Regions from separate parts of the Homo sapiens genome. Here region 2 is linked to region 1. A link is a loop called in an ENCODE intact Hi-C map of the cell type or tissue named here. Cell type or tissue: endothelial cell of umbilical vein. All regions are shown on one strand. Each heading gives the region's core, and the rest is flanking DNA. Links, peaks and the distances in the headings are about the cores only. Region 1 holds the start of LINC03060 (long intergenic non-protein coding RNA 3060). Region 2 overlaps LOC124901750 (a long non-coding RNA gene).

Region 1 (10,583 bases), core at 1,597-9,596:
GTTCTAATACTGATACCTTTATTATTTTTATGTGGTTGTAACCCAACCGCAAGTGAGAACTCAGGAATTCTCAGGTGGAGATGAGGGTTTATTAATAGGTGAGACCAGAGATGTGCCCTTTCCCCTTTATTCTTCAGTAACTGAAAGATGAGGTTGTCTGCAAATGAGGCTGCCCCTGTGGAGGGGAGGCTGTGCTATGAAGGCCTGGGGAGGGTGGTGTATATGGATGAGGCTCATGCCCACAGTGCGCTGGGGCCTTGGCTGCAGGCCCATCTCACGATAATGGGAGGGATGTTGCTGATGCAGTGAATTAAGGGTTAGAACAGGCCAAGTGTGATGGCTCACGCCTGTAATCCCAACACTTTGGGATGTCGAAGCAGGAGGATTGCTTGAGCCCAGGAGTTCGAGACCAGCTTGGGCAACATAGTGAGACCCTGTCTCTACAAAAAATAAGCAAAAATAGCCAGGTGTGGTGGCACACACCTGTAGTCCCAGCCACTTGGGAGGCTGAGGTGGGAAGATCACTGCTTGAGCCTGGGAGGTTGAGACCGAAGTGACCCAAGATCACACGACTGCACTCCAGCCTGAGTGATGGAATGAGATCCTGTCTCAAAAAAAAACAAAAACAAAAACAAAAACACCCAAAAAACAAAAAAAAACAAAACAGTGAGAACAGCAGGATTCTATCAATAAAGGAGTAAAAGCAAAAAGCTGGGGTTACCCCCAGGGATAATTCCTGAAGTACTGTCAGCTTAATTTTTTGTCAATATAATTGTATTAATAATTATGTACTTATTGGCCAAAGAACATAATCAAAATAACGGAAAATTTTTTAAAATCAATCATTTATTTTTCCATGTTTCTTCCCAGTTCTAATCCTAATACTTTCATTATTTTTATGTGGTTGTAACCCAATCAAAAATTGTGGCAGATTATGTTTTCTAAAACTGGCCATAGCAGTATTTCCAGTCCTGTATGCTTTTCCAGAAACTTGTTGCTCTCCCATCATAAGGTGGCATCTCTTTTCTTTCCCTTTGAAACTGACAAGATTTTGTGACTCAATGAATGGAAATGGAAATGACACTGCAAAATTTCTAAGACTAGGTCATATATGATTAACTGACTTCTACCTGGCTTTCTCGCCGGGGTCTTTTGTCCTTGGAACCCAGCCACCATGTTCTGAGGAAGCCCAAGCCAAACAGAGGTGTCCTGGCCAACAGAGCCAGCTAAGGCCTCACCAGATGACCAACATCAACTGATGTTGAATGACCCTCATGTGAATCCAGCCCCTGACATTGTGGGCCCAGATAAGCCATACTGCTGTAAGCCGTCTGAATTTCTGATCTGTAAAAAATGGTTGTTTCATCCCACTAAGTTTTTGGGTAATCTTTATGCAGCTATAGTCACTGAAATACATGGAGAGTTTTGTTTTATAACTTTTGCATTTGTTAGCATGAGGATTTTCTCATGTTGCTTTATAGTCATCATAATTATTTTACTGGCTACAAAATATTTTGAGTTGATGTAGTATAGCTTATTTAAATATTGTGCTATTCTTGGCTATTTAGACTGTTTCTCGTTTTTCACTATTTAAGTAATGATATAAAAAGTTATGCATAGAGATTTTTCTCTTTCTTTGAATTGCTTCAGTGGGACAAATTCCCAGAAGTAGAATTACTTTTGGGTATGAACATTTTTGTGGCTTCCCAAACGTACCACCAAATTACTTCTCAAACAAAATTGCATTGATTCTGCCATTAGTTGTTTGGCTATGTTGGTACATAAAACCACCTCAAATGTGTTTTGAATTAAAGAGGGCATAAGTAAAAAACTGTAGTAAAGAAAACCCTTTACTGTCTTTGCATCAGCATCAGATATCACCATCACTTTTAATTTTTTGCTAGTTTAGTCAATGGAAATTGTATTTTTATCATTGTTATTCATTTGTGTATCTTGAGTGAGTACTGAAGTAGAGATTTTTTCATATTTCAGAAATTGTTTTTACTCCTATCTGAAGCATCTATATATATTCTTTATCCAATAATGTATTTATAAGAGCTCTTGACATCACTGTTTATTTAAAGTATGTCATAATTTCATTAGTGGACTATAAAATATATTGTGGCTCATGACTGGTATTAAAGAAAAAAACAGAGTAGAATAAAATGGAAATATCAGAGCATTCTGCATATAGTAAGATTTTTTGTGTTTTTTAAAAAAATTTGTATATATTTCAGGGGTAAAAGTTCATCTTTTTAAAATGGATATATGGTATAGTGGTGAAGTCTAGGCTTTTCATGTAGCTATCACCTGAGTAGTGTATATTGTACCCATTAAGTAACTTATCATCCCTTACCCCCTCCCATCCTCCCACCCTGCCATCCTTCCCAGTTTCCAATGTCTATCACTCCATTCTGTGTCCACGTGTATACATTACTTAGCTTGCACTTGTAAGTGAGGGCATGTGGTATTTGACTGTTTCTGAGTTATTTTACTTAAGATAATGACCTCTAGTTCCATCTATGTTACTGCAAAGACATTATTTCATTCTTTTTTTATGTCTAAATAGTATTCCCTTGTCTATACGTGCCACATTTTCTTTATCCAATCATCCATCGATAGGCACTTAGGTTGATTTCATATCGTTGCTATTGTGAATAGTGCTGCAACAAACATATGGTGTAGGTATTTTTTTGATATAATGATTTCTTTTCCTTATACCCAGTCGTGGGATTGCTAGATTGAATGTTACTCTATTTTTAGTTGCGAAATCTCTGTACTGTTTTCCATAGGGGTTGTACTAATTTACATTCCCAACGACAGAGTATAGTACGTTTTTTTGTATGAAACTTTTATTTCAATGTAAGTTTGTATTGGGTTGTGATACCCTCCTTCTTAGCGGAGATGCAACAAAGATGTTCTTAAAAGATGTGTCTTATAAAGCATATTTATTAACCCCTTTTTATATCGATGTAAACATCTCCCAGCCTGTAGCTTCCCTTTTTGTATTGAATTATTTTTCTTTTGCACTATTTTAATTTTTCATGTGGTCAGGCCCAACAATCTTTTGTAATTTCTTATTTCAGTTGTAAACAGAAATTCATCTTGTTTCTACAGAGGTGATAAATGATCTATCCTATTTTTTGTCAACTCAATTCTAACTGAAGCATTCTCTGGACACTCGGAACTTCTAAAAATTCACGTTGGCTCAGCAAAATGCAAATGAAGAGCTCTGGTGCAAATGCTATTATGGAGTGGGTAAATTGAGAATGTGTGATAATCACGAGATCACATGTCCCCATTCTCACTTCCAGTTGTCAGTTTATGCTGCCTCAGCAAAACGAGTTCTGGGGCAAATGCTGTATAAGCAAATGTTATAATTATTACCCAAAGATAGCTACCAAATGATGAAAAATATTGAAGAAGAAGTCAAGTTGAAAACGCCAGAACGCATGGAAGAACTCAGAATAAGACAAGAGAGATGGGTTTGGAGACAAAACTGTCAGAATAGAGATGAGTAAAAGGATAGTAATAATCGTTCCTGATTATTGTGTATTTGCCCAGCTCATTTACTCCTCACCACCGTTATTTCCATTTTGCATTTTGCATTCCATTAGCATTATCTCCATTTTACAGATGTGAAAACTGCAGTGCAAAAAGCTATGCGACTTAGTCAAGGTCATCCAGCTTAAATAGGTGCCTGGAATTGGAACTGCAAACCCGATTCTTAATCACTGGCCCATGCTGCCTCTGACGTGGGAGCTAGAGGTTGTAGCTAAAAGAAAAAGGCTAATATCTGGAGACAGCATCACTTACAACTCAAGAGTTATAAAGGGATATTGCAACTGTTCTATGGAAACTTTCCAGATTTCTCCCCCCCTTCTGGAGAATTTATTTCAAATACCTGGATCTAGACATCTAGAATAAAAGCAGTTTCTGCCATGTACAGTGCTGGAGATAAGGGCTGATGTTTTGTATTTCAGCTGTGATTTTCCTGGATTCCAGTCGGATCATGAAATTTCCTAACAAAGACACACGAGAGACAGTGGGTCAGAGCACACAGTTAGCAGCCAGTGTGCTTGGATTTGCTACCAGCTCAGCCTCTTTCTAGCTGTGTGATTGGGGCACGTTTTCCTCATTTTTAAAGTGAGGACAATAATAGAACCAACCTCAGAGGGCTGTTGTAAGACAATGTCTGTCCATAGCAAGTGATACACTAGTATTCGTTATTTTATTATATGCTATAATTATTTCATTTGAAGCTGATATATTTCATATTAGTTATTTTTTTCTGGTTGGATTTTAGGAGACAATCTAGTTTTATCAGTAGCATATTTACAGATAGGGTGTTTCTATGTTGATTCTTGTAAATTACATTGGCATTTTCTTATCTAATTCTTCAGTTTCCAGAATACCTGATATTTGAGAGGGGTGGCCATATGTTCCAGTTTACTCTTGTTATGCTAGTATCACTCTATCTATACTCAAATGTCCCTGTTTGGAAGAGAAATCCTGTGGTCCTCCTATTTGGAGAAGTGCAACCCTCTTACAGGGGGTCACTGTTACATTATATGGGCTGGGTCAGGAGGTGCAAAGCTGGCATAAAATCAAGGATAGTGTGTTTTCTTTTCATCATTTTTCATGCCAGGATCCCCTTGGCAAGCTGCGGAAGCTTTTGGAGCCCTTCTAAGAAAAATGTTTTTAAGTACATAAAATTAAACACACAAGATTACCAAGGAATTCTTTAGTTTTGAAAGACTGCTATCACAATATTTTTAAAAACCAAATTTGTAATATGATAATATATAGGCTTTTTATTAACGACTAAATAACAGGTCTAGTGACAGGTTTAATAACTCTGGTAATTTCAAAGTAGTGATGCACATAGATGACATCGTGAGATATTCCTAGTAACAGTAATGGGATATAGCAAGAGCTGTGACTTTCTATTTGTGACAAAGTTACAGGCCCCACTTCTGTTCTCTATATTCACGATAGAATGTAATATTTTCCATGTCCATGTTCACAGACCTCTCGGATTCAATCCAGACCTCTTGTGGGTGCCAGTTTAAGAACTGCTGCATGGGCCATGCACGGTGGCTCACACCTGTAATCCCAGCACTTTGGGAGGCCAAGGCGGGCAGATGGCTTGAGGTCAGGAGTTCAAGACCAGCCTGGCCAACATGGCGAAACCCCATCTCTACTAAAAATACAAAAATTAGCCGGGTGTGGTGGCAGGTGCCTATAATCCCAGCTACTCAGAAGGCTGAGGCAAGAGAATCGCTTGAACCTGGGAAGCGGAGGTGGCAGTGAGCCGATATAGCGCCACTGCACTCCAGGCTGGGCGACAGAGTGAGACTCTATCTCAAAAAATAAATAAATAAGAAAAGAACTGCTGCACAAGAGTGAATGTTTGAAGCAAGCAGGAGGGAGGCGAATTGCCCAAAGATCAGGAAGAAAAGAAAGAGGCTGGGATGGTCATAGATCTGCCGAGGAGCACAAGAAGTGAAGAGGAAAAATGACACGGAAGATGCCAGAATGTGGACTGATGGAAGTAAAAGGGCAGGAATGGTCTGACAGATGTCTCTGTTGACAGAGGATACCCCACCCAGAATACAGCCCGTCAGAAACGGGAATGTTCACAGTGGCCCAGAGCGCGGACTTTGAAGCCTGACACACCTAGGCGTGAACCCCCGCCCTGCTGCGTTTATCAGCACGTATTTTGCACAAGTCATTTAACTGCTGTGTCTTAGTTTGTCTTCTGTTTAGTGGGGATAATAATACATCCCTTACAAAATTGCTTTGAGCAGCAGTCTCCAACATTTTTGGCACCGGGAACTGGTTTTGTGGAAAACAATTTTTCCACAGACCTGGCGGTGGGGAGGTGGTTTCGGGATATTATTATTACATTTTAATACATAATGAGATAATTATACAACTCACCATAATGTAGAATCAGTGGGAGCCCTGAGCTTGTTTTCCTGCAACTAGACGGTCCCATCTGGGAGTGATGGGAGACAGTGATAGGTCATCAGGCGTTAGATTCTCATAAGGAGCGCGCAGCCTAGATCCCTCGCATGCGCAGTTCACAGTAGGGTTCATGCTCCTATGAGACGCTAATGCCGCTGCTGACCCGACAGGAAGCGGAGCTCAGGCGGTAATGCGAGAGGGGAGTGGCTGTAAAAACAGATGAAGCTCTGCTCGCTCGCCCATCGCACGCCTCCTGCTGTGCGGCCCCGTTCCTAACAGGCCATGGACTGGTACCGGTCTGTGGCCCCGGGAGTTGGGGACCCCTGGCTTTGAGGATTAAATGAGACAGTGTATGTAAAGGGCTTTTTACTGCACCTATTGGATTGTACCACTTCCATCAATAGCTCTGGCAACAGTATCATTGTCGTCGCTGTTACTAGGAAGGTCCACTTCCCAGCAGTAAGCAGGGCCTCCCACCAGGGATTACCAAAAATCATTGTTGACCATTTGTGGCCAGAAGGGGGAAGCATACACCACACTATAAGCTCAGGAGGCTAAGGACGGGGAGTGGCGAGTGTGGATGGGGACTTCCTTTTGCTCACACAGGCTGAACTCGATGACCGAGGCTTCCTTCGCCCCCTTTGCTTGGCCATGGTGCTCGGAAGCCTACCGGTCCTTGCTGTAGGACCAAGCGCACCCAGACTGCCTAGGCACTGTCAGGGATGTTCTGGTGAGGAAGGCAGGCCAGGGACCCGGCAGAGACCAGCTGGTGTATATCCCATTCTAGCCAAGCAGCATTTGAATCACATACATCGAGAGGGCAGGTGCTGGGGTCAGGGAAGAATTCTACCACACAGTAGTTGGAGCTACGTACTTCCTTCAACTCTTCATGTTATCTAACTTTTCACCTGCTTTCTTTTTGGTAGGAATATCATCTGCCCTCCACACAGTCCCAGGAACGAACAGGCTTTACACATGCTGTGCCCAACTTAGAAACATCTAACCTAGAATGGCCTGTTCTGTCCTCCCTCACCCCACCATGAAGAAATTATTGCCCAGCCTGGGCCACATTGTGAGACTCTACATTAAGAAAAAAAAAAGCCAGGTATGGTTGTGCACACTTGTAGTCCCAGCTACTTGGGAAGCTTACTGGGAGGATTGCTTGAGCTGGGGAAGTTGAGGCTGCAGTGAGCCATGATCGCATCACTGCACTCAAGTCTGGGTGACAGAGCAAGACCCTGTCTCAAAAAAAAAAAAAAAAAAAAAAGAGGAAGAAGAAGAAGAAATTATTGCCGTATTTCTCCCTGTACAGAAAATTATGCAAAGTTTTTCACCTAGAGCTACCCATACACACATAGAAAGAAATCTCCTCTACTTTCGTGGCAGAAAAATAACAAGTTGTAAGGACCAAGATCTTATCGTACTATCCTTTTGCAACCCTTCTGCAGGGACATCCAAGAAATAAGATGCAACTAAATAGGATGGTAGGAACATCGTACATGAAACATCATATATAAAGCTGTTTCTAAGGGAAAATGCTACCCTCTTCCAAGAAGCTACCCCATGACTAATTTGCAAATCTGCACCTTGGGGAATAGAACAACTTCATTGATTTATTTATTTTTGAGACAAAGTCTTGTCTCCCAGGCTGGAGTGCAATGGTGCAATCTTGGCTCACGGCAATCTCCGCCTTCCGAGTTCAAGCAATTCTCCTGCCTCAGCCTCCCGAGTGGCTGGGATTACAAGTGCCCACCACCACTCCTGGCTAATTTTGTGTTTTTAATAGAGACTAGGCTTCACCATGTTGGCCAGGCTGGTTTCAAACTCCTGACCTCAGGTGATCTGCCCTCCTTGTCCTCCCAAAATGCTGAGATTACAGGCATGAGCCACCGCGCCCAGCCAAATAATCTCTTTTTATATGTCCCTTAGCATGTGCCACAACACTAGGCATTTAACTAGGACTCCAAGAATACTTATTGAATGGTACTAAAATCTGGGAAATGGACAGAGAGAGTTCAAGAGATCCCACTTGGTTTTCCATGGAATGGATTTTAAGTTTTCTTAAAGTTTTTTAAAGAATCAGAACCCTTTTCACAAATGAAATCGTACATACAATTTCAACAAAGAAGATAAAAGGGAATTTGCTCTGGTTGAGGCAGTGAGGACAGGGAGAGAGGACACCTACACCACCCCTTCCTTGCCTCCTCAGCCCAGGGAGGAAATCCAGGCCTTTTCAGAAACACGGTTTGAACCATACAGCCTCCCACTGGATAACAAAACAATCTGGTCTCTAGTCCAGATTAGGCCACGAGTGGATGGCCTGGGGTTTTCAAAATCATGTGTTCAGACTAAGAGGTAGGTGACCTACAGAAAAAGAATATTGGATAAAGATCTGCAGAGTTCTAGTCCTGGCTGATCTTGACAAAATCACCTGATCCCTCCTGTACAACGAAGGCTGGGACCATATGGCCTCTGAGAGCCCTGGCAAAGTCACAACCTGCTGATTTGCGGTAACTGGGAGAGAAGGCCACGCAATTCTTAATGCCCAGGTTTAGGCCTGGAAGCATCTGCTGCAGGCCTGAGTGGATCTGTGTAGCGGGAGTATATTAATGGCCTCCCGCTGCTTTCCTCCCACTGCCTGTTCCTGTCCTTTCTCCATGCTGTACTGTGCCCTGTGGTCAGTACCCCATTCTCTGGTCTCCTTTGACTCTGTGCTGTATTTCCACCAAAACTTACCTGACTTTTGCCATGGGCCCTAAGCCTGGCTCTCCTTTTCCCTGGGTCCCAGCTCTCTAACAGTTTGGGATACTCATAATTCTCATCCAAAACCTGTTGTTTTATCTCTGACTCTCTAATACCACTGAAATTACTCCTGGCTTGCAACTCTGGCAAACACCGTTTATCACTCGAAGCCAAGAATTGGAGACAAGATGAAAAGATAACTCTGTTGAAAGGACTTCACTTCTTTTGCTCAATGACAGGCAGTTGGGCAATCAAATTTTTCTGTATCTAGAGTTAAGATAGCAGCAGAGGTAGTCATAAAAAATAGCTTCAATGTGATTCAGTAGAAAGGTCACAGAGTTTGGAGGCGAAACCGTTGACTAGCTGTGAGACATTTGGCATACCAAATGAGTTTTCTTGATTTAGTTTATCATCTATAAATGAAGAGTCATGACACACGAGTCTCACAGGACTGTTGTAAGGATCAGATGAGATAGTTTATTCAGCAAACATTTATTTTTTATTAGGAAATAGATCACATGTAGGCCAGGTGTGGTGGCTCACGCCTGTAATTCCAGCACTTTGGGAGGCCAAGGCAGGCAGATCGCTTGAGCTCAGGAGTTTGAGACCAGCCTGGGGAACAGGGGGAGACCCTATCGCTACGAAAAATTAAAAAATTAGCTGGGCATGGTGGCACGTGCCTATAGTGCCAGCTACTTGGGAGGCTGAGATGGGAGGATCGCTTGAGCACCCAGAGGCGGAGGTTGCAGTGAGCTGAGATCATGCCACTGTACTCCAACCTGGGTGACAGTGAGACTTTGTCTTAATTTAAAAAAAAAGTAGAAATAAATCATATATGCAGAAGAGTGTACAACATCTCTGTGTATCATTTAAAGAATTAAAATAAACATACATGTTCTCATAACCCAGGTTAAGAAATAAATAGTACTTTAGGACTCCTTGTATATCCCTCTTCAATATCAAGATTCACTCCAACTCCCACCCATGAATTTGGAATAAATCCTTCTCTTTATCTTCTTAGTAGTTGTATGACCTGTGATTGTATCCTTAAAAAAATGTTGTTTAGTTTTACCTGCTTGTAAATTTCATATAAATGGATTCTTACTATATGCCTTTTTTCTGTGACTAGCTTTTTCTTCTGCCTTAGTATTCTCCTTAGTACTTTTGAGATTCATTTATGTAGAAGCATAGAGCTGTAGCCTGTACACTGTAAGAACACACTGTGATCCACTCGTGCAGATGCCTTCTACCAGGTAAAGACGTTCTTTCCTATTCCTACTTTGCCAAGAGATTTTATCATAACACCATTTTGAATTTTACCAAATGTTGTTCTACTTGAATACATACATATACCTCTAATTCATTCATGTGATGGATTACATTCATAATTTTCTAATATTAAATCAACATTGCATTCCTGTGATAAAATCACACAAATCCCTCTTTTATACATCATTGGATGTGGCTAACTTTATTTTGTTTAGGACTTTTGCAACTATATTCTTTGATGAGATGGGTCTGTAGTTTTCTTGAACTGTCCTCGTCTAATTTTAGTGTCAGAGTTGTGTTGGCTGCATAAAATGAGTTTGACGGTATTCCCTCTTTTCCTGTTTTCTGGGAGAACTTGAATAGGATTGGTATTGTCTGTACCTAGAATGTGACATACAACACTTCTATAAAACCATCTTGGTCTGGTATTTTCTTTGAGGAAAAATTTTAACTAGTTTTTCAACTTCTTTAATGGACATAACACTGTAAGTTGCCCTCTGAGTACTGCTTTGGCTGCATCCCAAAAGTTGTTATGATTCCACATGTGTTTTCTACAGTAGGAGGCAGCCCAGCAGAACTGGTGGATGAACTCCAGAGCCAGA
Region 2 (10,583 bases), core at 987-8,986, 270 kb after region 1:
AAAAAAAGAAAAAAAAAACCAATATGGTCAGTACTGGTCACATTCTAGCGTCTAGAAATCAAACAAATCACATCGAGAAGCACTGATTGAGCACCATGTATGTGCCCAACACAAGGAAAATTGCCAAGTAGTGTATCCCTACAGTGGTTTGTAAACTTTCTACTTGGAATCATTTTAGCTTAGGAGGAGTTAAAACATGAGTCTAGAGGGTGGATATGTGCTCTTCACCCTGCTTTCCCCAATGATGACCTCATACATAACCATAATACATATATTATTGAAATTGGAAAATAACCCTCTACTTTTACAGATGAAAGAATGCACACTCAGGGAGGCCAGGTGACTTGCCCCAGGGCACACAGTGAGTGAGGTAAGTTGGTGTCCCCCAGGCAGGCACACCCTGGTTGGTAATATCAAGGCTTTGTTTGAGTCCAGTTTCTGCCACGGATGAGCTGAGTGACATTAGACAATTTCCTTAAACTCATCTGTGAAATGGAGACAATAATAGTGCTTTCCTTGGGGGATTGTTCTGGGGACTAGGAAAAGGTGTGTGCAAGATTCTTGGCACAGTGCCTAAGGTGTAACAAGAATCCACCTGCATTGGAGGCTTGCTTTGTTCCGGTCATTGGTCTGGGTGCTTTATATGTTACACTATTTATTGCAACAACCCTGGAACCCATCATTATCAATTATTTTACCAATGGGAAAACTGAGGCACAAAGAAGTCAAAGGCTTAGTGAGGGGCAGAGATGGGGCCCAAAGTTGGGCTGAGTTGTGGAGCTCCTTGGCCTACCTTGGTCGAGGCTGAATGAACAGTGCTGCTGCAGTTGCCGTAAGCATGTTGCATCTCACCTGGATGCTCTGGCTTGCTGTGGTGGCTTCTCTTGAGCCATCTCTCTAGTGGCATCTGTGCATGAGTTTGGCTGCATGTGCAAACTCAGGACATTTAACTTTGGACCACCGTGAACTTTGTGGCTAACCAGATACTGCACTGACTTTACTCAACTCTTGGGCCTTTCAGGAGCTCAGTAATTATCCATTATGAGGCTCCTCACCTGCCCATCACTAGAAACTCCTTTCATTACCTCTTTTTCTCCACCTTTTGTGCCTCCTTTGTTTTAAAAGACTTTGCTATCGAACAACCTGCATTTTAAAATTAGTTTATCCATGCTTCCATTTTTAAAAAGTTATTCCAAGATATGTGCAATTGCCAATTAGAGATATTGGGCAGCAAAAGATAACCAACCCCATCAAACTTGGTTAACAGAATTCTAGCCCAAAGCAAACAAAATTTGACATTTTAACGAGACTGTGCAGGCTTAGCAGGCAGGGGTAGGACTTCAATGTGACTTTTAAAATACTGAAAATAGTTGGAGGACTCCTAAGGGTTTAGGAATCCCAGGGACTTAATCCAGTCCCCAAAGATTCTAAAGATTCCAGAAAATCCTCCATAAAACATAAATACCCTTTATTATATGTGCTTTATGTTGGCCTAAATCCCTTTTTAAATATCTTAATCTCATTCTACCTTACAGTTTGATATTTACATGAGAGTCTCTAAAATACAAGGAAATCCAATTGCATTAAAATATTTCTATGCACATATGGTACCCAGGTGCATAATAAAGGTAGACATCATTATCTTAAAAAGAGTGGCATGCAGTTTCTTCCCTGGTTATTCAATCTCTATCTACTCATATACTTTCCAGCATTTTCCCTCTCCCGTCCAGCCTTCAGCCCTACTTGCCGTCTTCCTTTTCCTTGCTATTAAGTTGGTGGTTCACTAAACTCTTACTAAACATGTGCTGTATTACTCCATGTTTTCCAGAGAAACAGAATCAACAAGATATTGATTCAATATATACACATATATATTTGGACATATACATATATATGGAGAGAGACAGAAAGATAGAGAGACAGAGATTGATTCATTTTAAAAGAAAGTGTGGGAACTGCAAGTCTGAAATTTGCAGGCCCAGACCAGCAGGCTGGAAGTTCTGGCAAGAGGTGACATTGCAGACTTGAGTCTGGAGGCAGAATTCCTTCCCCTTTGTAGGGCCTCAGTCTTTTCTCTTAAGGCCTCCAGCTGATTGGATGAGCGTCACCCACATGATGTATGGTAATCTACTCAAAGTCAACTCACTTAAATATCAATTATATCTTTTAAAATACCTTCTCTGCAACATCTAGGCTGATGTTTGACCAAACAACAGTGCATGACGTTTGTTGTGCCCCCAAACTGACACATAAAATCAACCATCACATGTACAGGCACTGTATTAAGCACTAGGGTGTAAAGATAAATATGACCCTGTCCTTAATCTTGAGGAGTTGATGATCAAATGGAGAAGGAAAGGCAGAAAGGAATCATTTTGGTAAATTCCATATTGAGGTATAGATGCAAAGCTGACAAAGGAGTTTGGCCTTGGGCCAGTATGAGAAGGCTACACTTTATTAGGTGCAATTTGAGCTGGCTCCTGAAGGCTGAGAAGAGGCTCGCCCCAAGGAAAGGCGTTCCAGTGATGGAGAAGCAAAAGGATTTGCACTACGTGGGCAACCGTGAATGGCTGGATGCGCTCATGTAAATAGGCAAGTTTTCTGAATAACCCAGCTGATTTCAAATCACGTTTAGCCATTCCTTGTTACAACATTCCTTCAAAAGAGTCATTTAGCTCAACAAACTCATTGTGGTCCTCTTTTAGACAGAAAGCTTCTCTTTCTCAGAAATGTAGCTGAGTGATGGTATTTTCCTTATAAGAAGAGACGTAGATCAGCTCACTGTCATTGTATCTGAACTCGGGGCTCTCCAGAAAGCAACAATTCCTTTTAATTCCTCTCTTACCTCTTTTCATGCCTCAAATCCCACACACATACCTCAAATCCAAAATAATTCAACCATAGCCTTGTGCATTGATGTCACAGGGCTTTCCTCTACTGAGAGGTTGAGCACAAAATCTCTTTAATTCTCCACTCCTTTCAGACTATGAAATGATGTCTGTTGGTGAATTGTTTATACATTCCAACAAAACAAGCCAACAAAAAAAAACTGAATGTAGTTGGCTCTTTTTTTCTCTCTGTGGATTTCAGAAAATTCCATTATGTTGCCAATTAGGCTTCCAAAATGGATGAACAATCTAAAAAAAAAAATCTAGACAGCAACATTATGTAGAGGAACAAGCACTATACTAGGAATCAGAAAAATGAGTTTTTCTTTTTACTTGTTTAAAACCCATTTATGCCTAGTGTTCCATTACTGGAACGCTGAGCACGTGGGAGTTATTTATATCCTACTGCTTAGGGTCATCACCAAGGTCTGATTGCAAAAATTCAAAAATTGCAATCTCGGGTATAAATGGGTTAAATGTTCTCTTATTTTAACCCTTATCTAAGCTGTGTGACCTTAGGAAAGAACATGGCCTCTCTGAGCTTGGATCCTCATCCATGTGGACTCACACTCTCCCAGGTCCTCCCAGTTCCCTGATCATGTTCCTTTCTTTTTTTGCATTTTGTTTTGTTTTGTTTTGTTTTGTTTTGAAATGGAGTCTCGCTCTGTTGCCCAGGCTAGAGTGCAATGGCATGATCTCGGCTCACTGCACCCTCCGCCTCCTGGGTTCAAGCTATTCTCATGTCTCAGCCTCCCAAGTAGCTGGGATTACAGGTGCCCACCACTGCGCCCGGCTAATTTTTGTATTTTTAGTAGAGACGGGTTTTCACCATGTTGGTCAGGTTGGTCTCGAACTCCCGACCTCAGGTGATCCGCCCGCCTCGGCCTCCCAAAGTGCTGGGATTACAGGCGTGAGCCACTGCACCCGGCCTCATGTTCCTTTCTTTCCCCCACTTATTTATAAACTTACATTCTTGAATAGAACATCTTTATTCTTTTGCTTTTCCAGTATGTTAAGGCAGTAAAAAATATTTTTGGAAAATACTTAACTTCATGATTTGCCATATACATTATTTTTTACCTAATCCAGGACTGAAAATAGTTAATTTTTGTAGTTGACCATTCATGTGATGTTCTTTCTTTCCATCTGAAGGTAATGTGGAGGCGACATTAACATAACGAAAGCATGGAAGAAGTAGAAACGTCAGTCTTTAATACTGAGCTTCATAACTCTTCCTTCATATACATCATTGCCAAATCAATGTCGGCATTTCAAATTGCTTTGGGATAGCACACCAGCTTGAGAGGAGTTGAGGTGAAGCCTCTCCTTTTGGTCTTCCTGTTGAATAACTACACTGAAATTCACCAACATAGTCAGTGGTGGGCTTTAGGCCACTGAATTAAACCAAGCTCACTGGCCCCATCTAGGGATCAAAAGCATTTAGCCCATGTTCTAACCATTGAATTAGACATCAAAGGTCCAAAGTTCTGAGACTGGCTTAGAATAACCCTTTACCTCCAGGCGGCATAACCTCCAGAACATTCCTGGAGGATGAACTTTTGGCTTTCACCAGCCTGACTGTTAAGCCAGCCACCATGGAAGATGAAATGTCTCACCAGAAATCACTCCCAGGTGGCAGTTCGTGCCTGTTTCCTCTCACATGGCCATCATGGGACGTCATTCTGGAAATCATTCTGCAGCTGTATGAAACCAGGGCCAAAACCCATTCCCCTACCCTGGAAGCAAGGGAAATATGGATATGGGAGAAATGAAATTTACTGACTATTGGTGATGAGGTGCTGTTGTCAAGGGTAAGAACTGGGCAAAAACTTTAAGAGGCTGAACACCTTTTGTTTTATCAAGAAAACTGTGAAAAACCCAAGGCAAAACAAGCAAGAAGCAAAATGGCCAATAGTTTGTCTCCAGCCAGGCCTCTATAAAGACCAGGAGGAGCAGCCTCCCAGGAGTCAGGGAGATAGATAGGCTATCTTCTTGTCTAGTCACTGTGAGATGACAAGGTCACAGGGTCACTCAGCTTTGTTTGTAGAATCCTGAGCCCCCTAAATCCAGTCTTGGATAGGAGGAGTGGGGAAGAAGCTTTATGGAAGGAGGAGTCTTATCAAGATTCTGGGGGACCCGCAAGTGGCTCTGGGCCTGGGAACAGCCACTCTGCCATATTTGCTAAATACCTGTCACCAGCAGAATCCTGCTCTAGATGCTGAGAGGAGCTACAAGGGCTATGAAAGTTCTCTCCATCATGGAGTTTGAGGTATGAATCGACCCAAAACCAGTCTGTAAAAATGCATGTGATCATGCATTTACTGTCCCCCTCAGCTGCATAGAAAGCTACACTAAAGCTACCCCTGCCACTCAAGGGTGGGACACACCTGCAACTTCAGAGTTGGAAAGCACCCACAGTAATCCCGTTGAACAATCCTCTCCCCGATTTACAGAAGAAACAATACCCATGCAGTTGGGAAGAGGCAGCATGGGAAGAAGAACTCCAGGCTGCTGGAGCCCATGAGAGGTCCGGTCCCGCCCAGGCTGCCTGACTCTTCTTGTGAGTTAGGAGAAGGGAGTGAGAGAGGCCAGAATCCGACCATGTGAGCTTTAATCCCCTTTGTGATATAGTCTGTGCTTACAAATGGTTAAGACAGTGTGTGGCTTTGCCTCTTTTTCTGCCCACATGCTGACAATTTTGTTGAACAAAATTACAAGAATAGCACAAGGATAACCTTTCCCCTGCCCTCTGCATGGGTCTTCCCGACATTGTTATGCTCGCCTGTCTTGTGCTATTAGATCAGCTTTCTTATTGCATCTATGCATTGTGGAACATTCTGGCTACAAGCCTGCGTGCTGGAGCCAGACTGCCTGGGTTCAAATCCCACCACTACCTCTGCTGGCTGTGACGTTTGGCAAGTTCCTTAACCTCTGTCTTCAGTTTTCTTGCCTGAACAGTAAGGAAGGGGATCAGATCCTCTCAAAGGTGCTGCTCAGCCCTGACATGATTGTGCTTTTATTTATTTAAAAAACATAAAAATGATGACTGTGCCTATTACAGGAAGGAATGGAACAGAAGGAGCAGGCAGTGGTGAGAGAAAGATGGATCAAAGAGCCTTTCCCTTCAGCTATAAACCAGCTTCTCTTGTTTCTCTTTGCCTTGCTTTTAAGGTATCTCTGACTACAGAGGAAGAAGAACACGGGAACTTTGAGTTGTTATTATTGAGGAAGACAGGATGATCAGGAATTTGACCAGGAAGCCCAGGTCACATCTAACATCAGTGAGGCAGTGACTGGTTAAAGGCTTGATGAGAACTGGCTGTCTGGCCCCAGGCTGCCAGGAATAGCGGGGGTCAATGACCTATAAAACCTTAGGCTGTATCAGCTTGGGTGGACTAAGTGATTACCATGTCTCCCTAGAAGCTAGTCTGGAAGCCATCCGCAGGGGAATTTGAACTAATGAACCAGGGCCACTGGGGATGGGACCCAGGAATCTGGATTTTAACCAGCATCTCAGCTGACTCTTAGGCTTCAGGTTTAGAACCACTGATGTGGTCCATTCTTCTCACCGACAAAACAAGGACCAGCTCTTTCTTTTTTCTCTGCTTCTTTTCAGACAGAAGGTGTTCGGGGTAGAGAAGCAGAGTTTGATCTCAGTGCTGCTTCTTCTTCTAAGCCACCGTGTTCAGAGAGCTAAGCATAAGGCAGAATGGAGGTGAGAAATCGCTCAGAAATTCTCAAAGCCCAGGCAAAGGGAGATTTGATTTCCTTTTGCATGCTTCCCCGAAGTATGTTAATTCTGGCGTAAACATGGTCTGAGGCATTACTAGGGTGAGGAGAAAGGCGTGCTGAGAAAGGAGGCCCTTACTCTCATAGGCCTTTCGTTGCAGGTCACAGGATGTCACTGATGGGTTGTTCTGAAAGCATTTGCCCCCTGCCACCCCCACCAAGCAGAGTCCTACCCGCTTACGAAAGCAGTTTCTTTGAGGTCAAAGGCTGAGAACAAACTGCAAATAAAAGCATCAGTCTCCTTTGCAGCTGACTCACTTAGGTCACCCCAGGGAGCAGCCAAACCACTGTATAAGGGAGGGACAGCTCAATTTGAGGCATGTATAAATTAGGAAATGTGTAGTACTAATGGATAATTAATAGGTTGTTTTATTTGCAGAGCCGATAGACAAATTTGGCATTCCGTGTGTTCAGACCTTTAAATATTTATAACCAAGAGCCTACAGGAGTACTGTTTCTGTAGAGACTTTTCTGATAGAGTATTGTGAATTTCAAAGTGCCCTTGGCTAAGCCTTTCTGCGATTTCATTCCACTTTTTTTTTTTTCTGCATATAATGGCTAAAGAAATTTTCCTGGGTCACCTTAGTAAACACTGTGTGGTAGTACTTTGAATGTTGTAGGGACCTGGGATACACCCACTACGCAGGGCTAACTACCAAGCAAAGAAGTCCCTTTGCTCATTAGAACAGATGGAAGGGCCAAACCTATCACAATTTAACTTTGAGAAACCACAGGACCTCATTGCCAATAGACTTTTTCTGAGGTGGGCCCTGGAGACCCCTCTGAAAAGTATTTCAGGAAATGTGAGAAGTTCGTGTCCTCTTAGAAAAACTTCAGCTACTCCTAGGGAGTCATAAGCAAACCCCAAATTCCAGAAAGGGGCTTCTTGGGGATTTTGAGACTTTGGGGAGTTTGAGAACTTGACCTTCCCAGAGTACCCTAGAGAGGGGTGAACTGATCAAGAACCATACACTCCATGGTACCACCTGCAAACCCTCTTCCTCACACCCAAAGGGAGTTCTTGGCCCTCACTGGGACTCCTTGCACCCCGGGGAAATGGGTCCAGGAGAGTTGAGCAACTCATCCAAAGTCCCACTACAGTGAGTGTCAGGGCTAGGGTTCAAGCTCACATCTGCCAAACCTCAAAGCCACACTGCAATATAATTATGAAAATAATACGATACTTTTGGTTACTGAGGCATGCTTCGCTGAACCTCAGATTCCTTACCTATCAAGCAGGGCTAATAACACCCACACGCAGAGTTAAGGTCAGTGTCAAATGAGATGATATGCTTATGTCGAGCACCCAACATTGTTTCTGGAACATAGAAGATGCATAACATAGGATTGCTATAATTTTTACTGTTGTTGGAGAGTGGAAACAAATCAGTGGGTTAAGGGAAGAGTGCACATTATTGTCTATAACCCAATAAAGAGAAAAATCAGTGATCTTTGGGAATTGAAAAGAAGTGTTACAAATTGTCACCCTATCCCACTCTGACTTAACAAATCTTTAGATCAGCCAATGAACAACAAGAATGATTGTTAGGGATGGTTGTAAGAGATTGGGTGGTGATATACTCAAGCCTGTTTTGAAGAGTGAAGCAACTCGCAGAGTTGCAAGTACAAATAATAAACGGACAGCAAACAAGAACATAGGAGCCAATCTGCTGATACCAGAAAGAGATGATCTCTGTCCTTCATTCAGCATGTAGTGAGCAGCTACCACATGCTGAGAACTGTGCCGGTATAGATTTGTGTCCCTCTCAGGAGGGTGCTTCTGGTGCTAGACAGAAAATTGGACACTCTGTGGGATCACTGACATGTCTGTAATGATAGGGAAAGACCATCCTAACAGATCCAGGTAAGCAGAGGACAGTAACACGGCTAAAAAGCGTCCAGTAGTAACAGCTGCTTCCACTGTTGACCATTCTTCTGAAGCACAGTTATATTTATTAGAAAAGCTTTTGCAAATATAATTTTACTAAAGTTGCAACATTTGATGTTAAATTCCAATGGGATCCACTTTCCTGGTAATGTGTCCAGATCCCTTGGGGGAGCACATGGTTTTGATGAGTGGAGAATACTAGAATACTAGAATGATGTGATTATTTCTACCAACCAAACAATGAATTATTCCTGCCAACCGAACAATGAAAAAAAGGGCTTTGTTTTGTTTTTGGTTCTCCTGCACTTATGTAGCTGTTGGAGTCTCTAGAAAGAAATAGCAGAAAAATATTTTGCAATTTCAAAGAGTACCTGTGGCCAAATGCTATACCATTCAAAGTTAGAAGTAGTTTTATGAAGTGAGTCAGTAAATTCAAGCAGTAGCTTTCTAATATTTGAGTGTTCTGTAAGCCAGTGGTTCTAGTATTTTGAATTCATTTTAAAATTAGGGACCAGGCACCCTGGTTTTTGCTGTAATCCAAATACTTGGGAGGCCAAAGTGGGAGGATCACTTGAGGCCAGGGGCTAAAGACCAAGCCTGGGCAACATAGCGAGACTCCATTTGTACAAAAAACAAACACGCAAAAAAATTAGCAGGGCCTGGTGGTGTGTGCCTGAAGTCCTAGCTACTCAGGTGGCTAAGGCGGGAGGATCTCTTGAGCCCAAGTTGAGGCTGCAGTTTTCCACAAAAGAAAGGACTTTTTCCACATTAACAAAAGGAGGATAAAAACATAGACTAAGGATAAAAGAGCCTCCTTTCCAAGAAAGGATGATAGGTAGCCTTAACCTTGTGGCATATTCCAGCTAGGTTTTGGCTAATGTCTGCATACTTTCCTTTGAGCATAAGCTGCTGGACTGCATTTTTTCACCCCCCGCCTTCATTTAGGTGGGGCCATGTGACTAGTTCTTAGCAATGGAGTGCAGAAGGGATGCATGCTTCCTCCGGGCCAGGTGGCTAGGTGCACGTGTGTCCTCTCTACCCTCCCTTCCCAGGTTCTAGAAGATGGCAGAGCCCCTGAATGGAAGGAGTGCAGGTCCCAGAATGACCACCGGAGCAGTCCTCACGTTCATGGACTGTGATAGAACTGCAAAATAACCCTTTATTGTGTTAAACAATTGAGATTTGAGGGTTATATATTAGAGGTGCATTATTATTTAGCTTAACTAGCACATCCCAATTCATGAATACATTTATACATTTATTTATTATATTTACTCTATGTGTTAATTTTTCTAACTGCTCTGTGAACCAGTAAAAACTTCATTACAGACAAGTTTGGGAAACACTGCTATATGGCCTGGATTTAGAAGTTCAAAATACAGAAGGGTAGAAGTTAGTGAATCATACCATCAAGAATTATGACTGGTTTTTTGCAATCTTTTTTATTTTTAAGGACTCTAGCGTAAAATTTACTAGTTACTCTACATTAAAAGGCCTATTTCTAGGGACTATCAAAGAATCACATATGTTAATTGATACAGAAGAGTCATTTCTACTTGGTCTATACCACACCATCTAATTTGATCTTAGCCTATCAGCATCCTGATATTTACTAGAGGCCTAGTGAATTTTCTGTTTCAAGTGTAATATTTAAGGCAACATTACCAAGTGCTCCTAGGAAAAGTCACACAAAAAATAAGTGATCTAGAATGTAACATTATGAAGATCTGGACAGGAAGGATTCAGATATCAATTTTTTAGAAAACAGCCCCTAGGCTGGGCATGGTGGCTCACACCTGTAATCCCAGCACTTTGGGAAGCTGAGGTGGGCAGATCACCTGAGGTCGGGAGTTCGAGACCAGCCTGAACAACATGGAGAAACACTGTCTCTACTAAAAATACAAAAATTAGCCAGATGTGGTGGCGCATGCCTGTAATCCCAGCTACTCAGGAGGCAGGAGAATCACTTGAACCCGGGAGGCGGAGGTTGCGGTGAGCCAAGATGGCACCATTGCACT

The links. Peaks named below come from ENCODE experiments on the same cell type or tissue, not always from the same donor. Only the 100,000 strongest peaks of a DNase experiment are listed, where the experiment ranks them.
Region 2: it touches region 1 in a loop (7-fold over the local background); 2 of 110 quality-filtered maps call a loop at or near these places.

What each region holds. Positions count from the first base shown.
Region 1 is chr7:134,426,371-134,436,953 of GRCh38, forward strand. LINC03060 (long intergenic non-protein coding RNA 3060) reads right to left here and starts at 6,050. Exons shown (of 3, transcript NR_183392.1): 1 at 5,944-6,050. In endothelial cell of umbilical vein, for the core only: a CTCF peak has its summit at 6,484 (motif pointing right); DNase peaks (open chromatin) are centred at 6,191 and 6,471; H3K4me3 peaks cover 661 bases; H3K27ac peaks cover 975 bases.
Region 2 is chr7:134,697,149-134,707,731 of GRCh38, forward strand. The region is part of intron 1 of LOC124901750 (a long non-coding RNA gene); the gene reads right to left. Among named protein-coding and RNA genes, the nearest start is that of BPGM, 56 kb to the left of the region's middle. RefSeq lists silencers at 5,749-6,043, 6,614-6,824. In endothelial cell of umbilical vein, for the core only: a CTCF peak has its summit at 4,316; DNase peaks (open chromatin) are centred at 4,333 and 5,643.